2 separate regions of the Homo sapiens genome follow, and region 2 is linked to region 1. The links are chromatin contacts, found by Hi-C or POLR2A ChIA-PET in ENCODE. All regions are on one chromosome and are shown on one strand. The core of a region is the stretch at or near the end of the contact, and the rest is flanking DNA. Distances in the headings are between cores, read along the strand shown. Region 1 holds the start of SHISA8 (shisa family member 8). Region 2 holds the start of NDUFA6 (NADH:ubiquinone oxidoreductase subunit A6).

Region 1 (4,091 bases), core at 919-3,418:
CACCATCGCAGCCCTAAGTTCCTTTTTCCCCGCCCCTGTCAAAGACATATCCAGGCCTCTTCCAAGCTACCCTCACCCATCATGGGGGACCCCCAAATTTGGGCAGCCCAGCCCCTACCCCTGCAGCATCCAGAAGCCAGGCCAGGAGGCTCCACCTCCTGAAGGCAGTGCAGAAGCTGAGGGTGGAGGCCAGGGTGCCAGCCCGGGCTTCCCTTAGAGCTCCCTGGGAGAAAGTGGGCTACGTGGTTTCGGGAGCGAGGGGTGCTGAAGTGCCAAGGAAGCCCTCACCCCCTGCCTCTGAGGCCCAGGAGGGGGAAGTGTCCACATCTGGCCTGCCAGGGTATGAAGGCTTCTCTATGGTCACTTTTAAATACCAGCCTGTCACATTCGGTGTCAGCAGCCCACAGGCCCAAAGGGTGCTGGGACCGGGTGGATGAGGAGGGCACAGGCCCCAGGGCATGGGGGTTGCTGGGGGCATGTGAGTGCCACGTGTGGCATGTGGGTGGGAGTTCCAGGGTCAGGACACATAGAGTCCTAGAGTCCTCGTTCCAACCGAGGAAGGGGACCTGGACCCTGTAGTGCCCACTTCACACCAAGCTCAGAATGCAACAAGCACCTGTCCTGGCCTCAGCAACACACGACTGTGTTCCAGAGTCCCCTTTCTACGCAGAGGGAGCCCTGACCTTCACCTGGGAGCTGTGGCATGGGGTGAGTGGGGGGAGGCCTTTGAAACCCAAGGAGGGAAGGGCAGCCTTGAGTCACAGCTGTGGGGGCAGGGGAGAGGCAGGAGGTGGAAGAGGGGAGGGAGGAGTGGGGAGAAGCAGGAGATGGGCACCCAGAGAACCAAGCGCCCCTTCCTTTCCCGTGCCCAAGACGCCCGGTCACCTCCCTGGCCAGCGGCGCCCCTTACCCTGGACAGTGACCCGGTGCCCTCTGTGCAAGGCTACCTGTCCCCCTCCCAGCCCGCCCCCACCCCCCTGCCCTCCAGAGGAGACTCGAGCAGGGAAAGGCGGTGCGGCGCCCAGCACGGGCAGAAGGTCAAAGGGAGTCAGGGCGGTGTCAGGTGTCTCCCTGATGAAGTGTTGGGGGGGCGGCGGGGGGAGAAGGAGACAGGAAAACCCAGAGAAGGGGCCTGCTGGGAGAACCAGCGCTTCGAGAGCGGCGGGAAGGATCAGCGGGCAGGGAGAGCAGTCCGAGGAGCAGGCGGGGGTCCCTGGGCGGCGCGTGCTCACCTGGTCACTGTGCGCCGCGCGCGCGGGCTGTGCGCCCTCTCCAGTCCCAGGCGCGCCCCGATGCCGGCCAGCACCAGCAGCGCTGCGACGCCGCACACAGCGTAGACGGCCGTATGGCTGCGCTCGCGGCCGGGGTCCCGGGGCGCTGCGGTGTCGCGGGCGCGGGCGGGCGGCCGGCCTGTCTGGACCCAGGCCGGCGTGTCGTAGTTGGAACAGCGGCTCTGGTCGAGGCGCCGCGGCCCGTCGTGGCAGCAGAAGCGGTAGCCGCACGTGCCGCAGCAGAAGCTGTAGGCTCCGGAGCTGCAGTTGAAGGGCGGGTCCCACTGGCCCATCACGTCGTAGTAGCCGCGGCAGCGGTCGCCCCCCTCCGGGGCTGTCGTGCCGGGCGCCGCGGGACCCTGCGCCTCGGGGGCTCCCGCGCGGCCCGACGGCGGCCGCGCCAGCAGCAACGCGAGCCGAAGCGCGAGCGCGAGCCGGAGGCCGGGAGGACGGCGGCCGCCGAGCAGTCCCCGCGCCCCGGCCCGCGCCATCGGGCCCGCGCCTCCCGCTACTGCGCCCGGTGCATGGCCGGGCGCCGCGGCTCCCTCCGGCTCGGCTCCTCCGCTCCCGCAGGGATCGCGCTGGCTCCCGGCGCACGCCGCCTCGGCCGTCGGCCTCCTCTGGGGACCCCAGCCCCGAGTGGGCTGGGTCTGGAGCTCCGAGGCCGCACCTCCGGTGGGCGCGTCCTCCGCCCGGGCTCACCTCGGACCCGAGCTGCCCGGTCCGCGTCCTGAGATCTTCCCCGGGCCGGGCGGCGGGTCCTCGCCTGCGCGCGGCCCCCGGCTTCTCCCCGGCCCGGCAGGTGTGCGGGTCTTGGCCCTAGCGGAGGCCGCGCCGGGGCCGCGGGCCGCCCGACTGCGCTACCTTCCCGCCGCGCTCTCAGTACAGCCCGCGCTCTGGCTCCGGCTCCGGCTCCGGCTCCCGCTCGGGCTCGGCGCGGGCTCGGGCGGGCGGGGGAGGGAGAGAGGAGGGAGGGCGGAAGGGAGGCAGAGCCGGGGGAGGAGCGCGGCTGCCGCGAGGGGCGAGAGGAGGCAGCAGGCCCCGCGGAGCCGGGAGGCCCCACAGGGAACCCCCCTCCACAAAGACTGCCCCGAAACATTCATCGGAACTGGGCGCTCGAAGGGGATCAGTTCTAGGGCCCGCGACTAGAGCGTCCCTGTCTTACAGGTGCGGGGACCTGTACCTTACAGGCGCGGAGGTCAAAGCAGCCCGGAATTGCCCCGGGACGGGCAGGGCCACCCTCTCACCTCCTTCCCGTCCCCTCTGTCCGTTCTGATCATAACATAAGGAGGGCCCCTTCCCCTCTCGGCGCCTCGATTTTCCCACCTGTCAAATGGGAAGGACTTCCCCTGGCAGCGCCGCTTCAGAGGGCCAAGGATTTACCCCACGGCGCGAGCCCAGTTCCAGAACCCCTCGAACGCTGGGCTGGGGTCCAGGGATGTCCCCATCCCTGCGTCGATGGGCACGGCTTGGCTGACGCACTTCCGCGATCTGCTCCCTCCCCAGGTGTGAGGAGAGGGGGACTGGGCTCGCCCCTGCCCTGGAAAAGGAAAGCCTGGAAAAGGAAGACCTCCGCCCTGCGCCCACCCGCAGGTCCTTTCACAAACCGAGGGGTAGGGTGTGGGGGCCCTAAGGAGCCCGGACCCGGTCCCAGCACGGCCCAGTGGTGTTTTCGGGGTTGAGTTGAACTGGAGAAGGTCCTGGTGCTTGGCTTCTCCCTGCCTCAGTATCTCATCTTAACATCAAAGACTCTTCCTGGAGGGCAGACTCATAATCTGCCCCTTCCAGGAGATAGGGGTCGATATGGAACCTCCCTCTGTCCAGACGGAAACAGCAGGAGGGCAAGGACTGGGCGTGCAATTCACCCAGTGTGCAGCTCAGGCCTCTGTCGGCATTTGCTGAATGAATAAATGAATGAAAGGACTCCAGCGCCTAGTTTCTGTGAGATGAAACATTTGGGGCTCCCTAGGGTCCCTCCTGGTCCCCTTTCCATCCGTCCTTCTCTCAGCAACTGGGACCAGCTTATGAAAGTGGAGAAGGTGGGGGAGAAGAAGAGGAAGGATTTACATTTTAAGGAGGATCAAGTCTGTTGCCTGACATGAGGGGCTGACAGACTAATTTCAGGTATTAATGGGTTCAGACAGGAAGAGGAGGTGACCTCCCCACTCAGAGCTTCTCCTTGTGCCCTGGCCAAAGACAGCCTGCTCCCTCCACCTACACACACACATGTGCACACACATGTACACACACTTCCCATCCAGCCCCGAAAACCCACCCTCATTAAAGGACCCCTTATTACCAGTTTAGAAGAAAAAACACAGATGAACAAAGGAATTAAATGAAATTGCTTTAATCCCATGTCCAGAGACAACCACACTAAAATATGCCACATTTACATGCTGGATTGTAACTAGTTTGTGGTTTACTTTTTGCCATCCTTAAACTTTTCGTTTGGCTGGGGGCAGTGGCTCACGCCTGTAATCCCAACACTTTGGGAGGCTGAGGCAGGTGGATCACAAGGTCAGGAGTTGGAGACTAGGCTGACCAACATGGTGAAACCCCACCTCTACTAAAAATACAAAAATTAGCTGGGCATGGTGGCATATGCCTGTAATCCCAGCTACTCGGAAGGCTGAGGCCAGAGAATCGCTTGAACCTGGGAGGCAGAGTTTGCAGTGAGCTGAGATCACACCATTGCCCTCCAGCCTGGGAAACAGATTGAGACTCCGTCTTAAAAAAACAAACAAACAAACAAAAAAAAAAAAACAAAAAAAAACCTTCTCATTTGTGATTCTTCTCAGAGCTTCTGAGCTCTACTTT
Region 2 (4,091 bases), core at 818-3,317, 180 kb after region 1:
GAGCGAGACTCTGTCTCAAAAAAAAAAAAAAAAAAAAAAGTGAGTTATCATTACTGTTTTTTTCATTAAATACTTAAAATTTTACTTTTGTTTTTTATTAATGCTCAGGCTGTTCTAAGTTCTCAACACTATTACTTATTCCCCTTCCTTGATTTGATTCCTCAGCTGGAGTCCTGATGATGGATACCATAAAACCCGTGTGGCACAGGTTTGAGTAACTGGCCAGCTACAGATCACTGATCTTCCCCATAGGGATGCATACTCCTTGACCCCTTCTTTTCTCTCCTCTTCCCTTGCTTTCTAGGCTCCTGTAGCCCTCTGCCTTCTTTTCCTCCTCTCAAGACCCTTCTGACTTTGGGACTTTCTTCCCAAAACAGAATTTGAGGGAAGGTCTTGGGAGGGGTCGGTTTAGAAAGAGCTGGATCCTCAGAGTCAGGATACCTGGGTTCTGTCTTCTACTTGGCCACTGATTTACCCTTCACAAGCCACCCTTTTTGAATGTGGTCCTCCTTCCCCCAGCACCTTCCTCCTGCAACCAGAGAGGGTTCTGGGTACTCCTAGAAGTATTCTGCCAGGCAAACATTATGTTTTCAAACTGCTGAATTTGAATGCACCACCCCGAAACACACACACACACACACACACACACACTGCTACAGTCACTCCCCACACACATCTTTTATCTGCCTGCCCCTGAAGGCATCTGAATTTGCAGTCCCTGAACCAGCAGATCACTCAAGTTTCTCCTTCTCTAGTATCGCGTGGGTTTAAGTTCTGGTCAGTAGCAATTTTTCCAAAAGTCAGCTTGAAGACAGGGACTCTGTGGAGCAGACACAGTTCTCATATGTCAAAGAACCGGGTTCTGCTTGGAAGCTGCTGCTAAGGAAAGCCCTATAAATAACAAAAATAACAACAAAAACAACGGCAGCAGCTAATATTTAATGAGTTAAATATGCATCAAGTCCTGTTCTAAGCACTCTAGATATTTTAACTTAATACAGTAACCTTCTGAAGAAGGAATTATTATTCCCATTTTAAAGATGAAGAAACTGAGGAATAGATGAAATAACTGGCCCAAGGTCACACAGCTAGTTGAGGGCAGCGCCTGAAGAAAAGTCCGTGCTCCTAACCACCACATTCTACCGCCTTTTCACACACACAAGCAGGGACTCGACAGCCCTGAGGAGTGGCACCGTGCTCCAGCTCACTCAAAAACACCTCTTTCTCGCACTTTGGGAGGCCGAGACGGGCGGATCACGAGGTCAGGAGATCGAGACCATTCTGGCTAACACGGTGAAATCCCGTCTCTACTAAAAATACAAAAAAAAATGGCCGGCGTGGTGGCGGGCGCCTGTAATCCCAGCTATTCGGGAGGCTGAGGCTGAGGCAGGAGAATGACGTGAATCCGGGAGGCGGAGCTTGCAGTGAGCCGAGATCGCACCACTGCACTCCAGCCTGAGCGACACAGCGAGACTCTGTCACAAACAAAAAAATCCAACGGGCATCTATAATTACACTCTGCAACTCTAGACTTTGGGTTCTGGGTACAACAGTGGCTCGGCCTGGGCCCTGGGCACATCACTTCACCTCTCGGTGCCTCCGCTGCCTCACCCACAAAGTGAGTGTGTCACTGACAGTCATCGTCCTCCCGCCAATTGCGAAGGACAAAAGAGACCAAAGCTCCGATAGCACGTACGAATGCTAGGCACGGCCGGTCTGACCACCGCGCCGCCGCCAGGTCCGGCCCATGGTAGGCTCGGGTGACCCTCTTCCCCTGAAGCACCCGCAGTCGCCTCTGCCCAAGTTGGTGACCTCAGCTGGGCCCATGAGAAACCCCGGCCGGGCCGGCTACGACCTTGAGCGGCGGCCTCCGGGTCCCCACGTAAGCCGCTACCTCTCACCAGTGTTCGGCACCTCCCGATACCAGGCGCGGTAGAGCTCGCGCACCCTCCGCTTGGCCTCGTTCATGTCCCGACTGAAAATGGGCTTCACGAAGGTGCTGGCGGTAGAAGTAGCTTGGCGGACGCCGCTCCCCGCCATCTTGCCAAAGCATCCACTCCACAACCCCACCCCTTTGCAAGCAGCGCGTGCGGACCGCGGGCGAATGTCTTTTCCCATTGGCTAAGGAGGAACGCCCCGCCTGTATGCTGGGTGGGCGGGAGGATGACTCTGAGGCTCTCGGATTGGCTGGGAAGCCTCTCTCTGGCTGAGCGAACGGTGGGTGCTGCGCATGCTCATCTACAGAAACGCCGCTTGGCCTTTGGACTACACCATCTGTCGCTCGCTCTAACGAGCCGGCGTTGCCGCCAGGGGACGCTCGGGCCGCAGGAGGTCGCTGGGTCGTGAGCTGGCGCCGGGGACGCCGAGCGACTGCGGGGTTTCCCTCAGCGTCCTGCTATCCGGCTGCCCGCCGCGCTCCTTGGTAGTGTCCGTGGGCGCGCAGGCCTTGAAGAACCTCCTCGTGGCGGGACCCCGAGGTAACTGCTGAGGCAGATAATGGCGCCTGGGCTGCGGTGGGGCTTGTCCTGCCGCCTGGCGGCTTTCTGCAGGGCCAGGATATACTTACTTTTCTGTAAACCAACTCTTCCTTAGCGCAGGAGAGGTGTCAAAGAGCTGGCGCGTCTCCAGAGCCCCGGGAGGAAGGCTGTAACGGCAGCCCCATCGTAGACAGGGACATTCGCATCCCGAGCCCTGGATCTCTGAAAACCAGCCCAGAATTTGGAAGCTGGAAGGAACTTTAGATCGTCCATTCTGAGTGTCTCTCTTCGCTGGCGTTTTCCCACTGAGGTTATGTAAACATGAAGAGGAGCCTACAAGTGTCAAGGAAAAAACGACAGCTAACCACAGGGCAGGCCATGGGCAAGATATCTCAGTGTTCTCCGCTCTCATAGGTCAGGTAGGTACCTCAGCATCCCCATTTTACAGGTGAGGAAACTGAGATGGCCCAGAGTCTAGGTCACCTGACAGATCGCCCCCACCTGCCTGACTGCTGCCTAAGAGGCTCCGTCTTTTTCTGAAGGTGTAGTTGACAGGAGCCTGTGAGTATTGGGGAAGGGCCAGGGGCCGGGGCTGAGCATCTACTCCAAACTTTCCCATTTCGAAGGGTTAAAAAACCAGATATACTTTTTTTCTTCCTTATTATCTTCTAAAATGTATATATATATTCAAGTGAGCTATACAAAAGAAAGCACGTAACATATATAAATTATAAAGCATAATAATAAAATGGAAGCTTTTGAACCTCAGTACTGACTTAAGAAGTTGTAACACAGTTAAGGTTTGTATAAAGTGTCCTTAGATGTCCTTAGTAGCCACTGTTCTCTAGTTCTCTAGGTACATTAACTTGGCTAGGCTTCACAACACACCAGTGAGATTGTGTTGATATACCCTTTTTTTTTTTTTTTTTTGAGACAGAGTGAGACTCACCTAGGCTGGACTGCAATGGTGCAATCTCGGCTCACTGCAACCTCCGCCTCTCATGTTCAAGCCATTCTCCTGCCTCAGCTTTCCGAATCGCTGGGATTACAGGTGCGCACCACCATGCATGGCTAATGCTTGTATTTTAGTAGAGACGGGGTTTTGCTATGTTGGCCAGGCTGGTCTCAAACTCCTGACTTCAGGTGATCCACCCACCTCAGCCTCCCAAAGTGCTGGGATTACAGGTGTGAGCCACTGCCCCCGGCTGATATACTCATTTTATAGATGAGAAAACTGAGGCACAAAGAGACTAAGTTACTTTACAGCATTGGGGTTGAAGCCCAGGCAGCTGGTGCCAGAGTCAGTTTTCTGACTCTCGCAGCACCTATACCATGATATCTACCTGTATGATTCTAACCTTGTGTATACCCCTGCCTCCTTCAGAAGTACCCACTATCATGATAAATTCATTGTGTTCAACATTCAAAAAAAAAATGGGGCGCAGTGGCTCACTCCTGTAATCCCAACACTTTGGGAGGCCAAGGCAGGTGTATCACCTGATGTCAGGAGTTCGAGACCAGCCTGGCCAACATGGTGAAACCCCCGTCTCTACTAAAAATACAAAAATTAGCCGGCATGGTGGTGGGCACCTGTAATCTCAGCTACTCGGGAGG

The links. Hi-C counts contacts between places; a loop is a spot of excess contacts on that map. ChIA-PET counts read pairs that join two places held with the same protein, here RNA polymerase II (POLR2A). Pooled maps may share reads with other maps.
Region 2: a loop to region 1 is called in a pooled map, with 2.7 times the contacts of the local background. The contact joins the promoter of NDUFA6 here to the promoter of SHISA8 in region 1. A Hi-C loop is called at or near these places in 3 of 50 pooled maps. POLR2A ChIA-PET finds 5 or more read pairs at or near these places in 8 of 52 experiments (GM12878, HCT116, HEK293T and 4 more).

Annotation. Positions count from the first base shown.
Region 1 is chr22:41,912,906-41,916,996 of GRCh38, forward strand. SHISA8 (shisa family member 8) reads right to left here and starts at 2,169. Exons shown (of 4, transcript NM_001207020.3): 1 at 1,233-2,169. The coding sequence starts at 1,762. It overlaps LOC124905125 (a long non-coding RNA gene), which reads right to left. Exons shown (of 2, transcript XR_007068113.1): 2 at 3,606-4,091. RefSeq lists silencers at 1,368-1,477, 1,548-1,627, 1,768-1,847, 1,888-1,957, 2,028-2,107 and 1 more and an enhancer at 1,470-2,395.
Region 2 is chr22:42,088,705-42,092,795 of GRCh38, forward strand. It overlaps NDUFA6 (NADH:ubiquinone oxidoreductase subunit A6), which reads right to left and starts at 2,068. Exons shown (of 3, transcript NM_002490.6): 1 at 1,902-2,068. The coding sequence starts at 2,040. NDUFA6-DT (NDUFA6 divergent transcript) reads left to right here and starts at 2,229. Exons shown (of 5, transcript NR_034118.2): 1 at 2,229-2,477; 2 at 2,593-2,896; 3 at 3,415-3,528.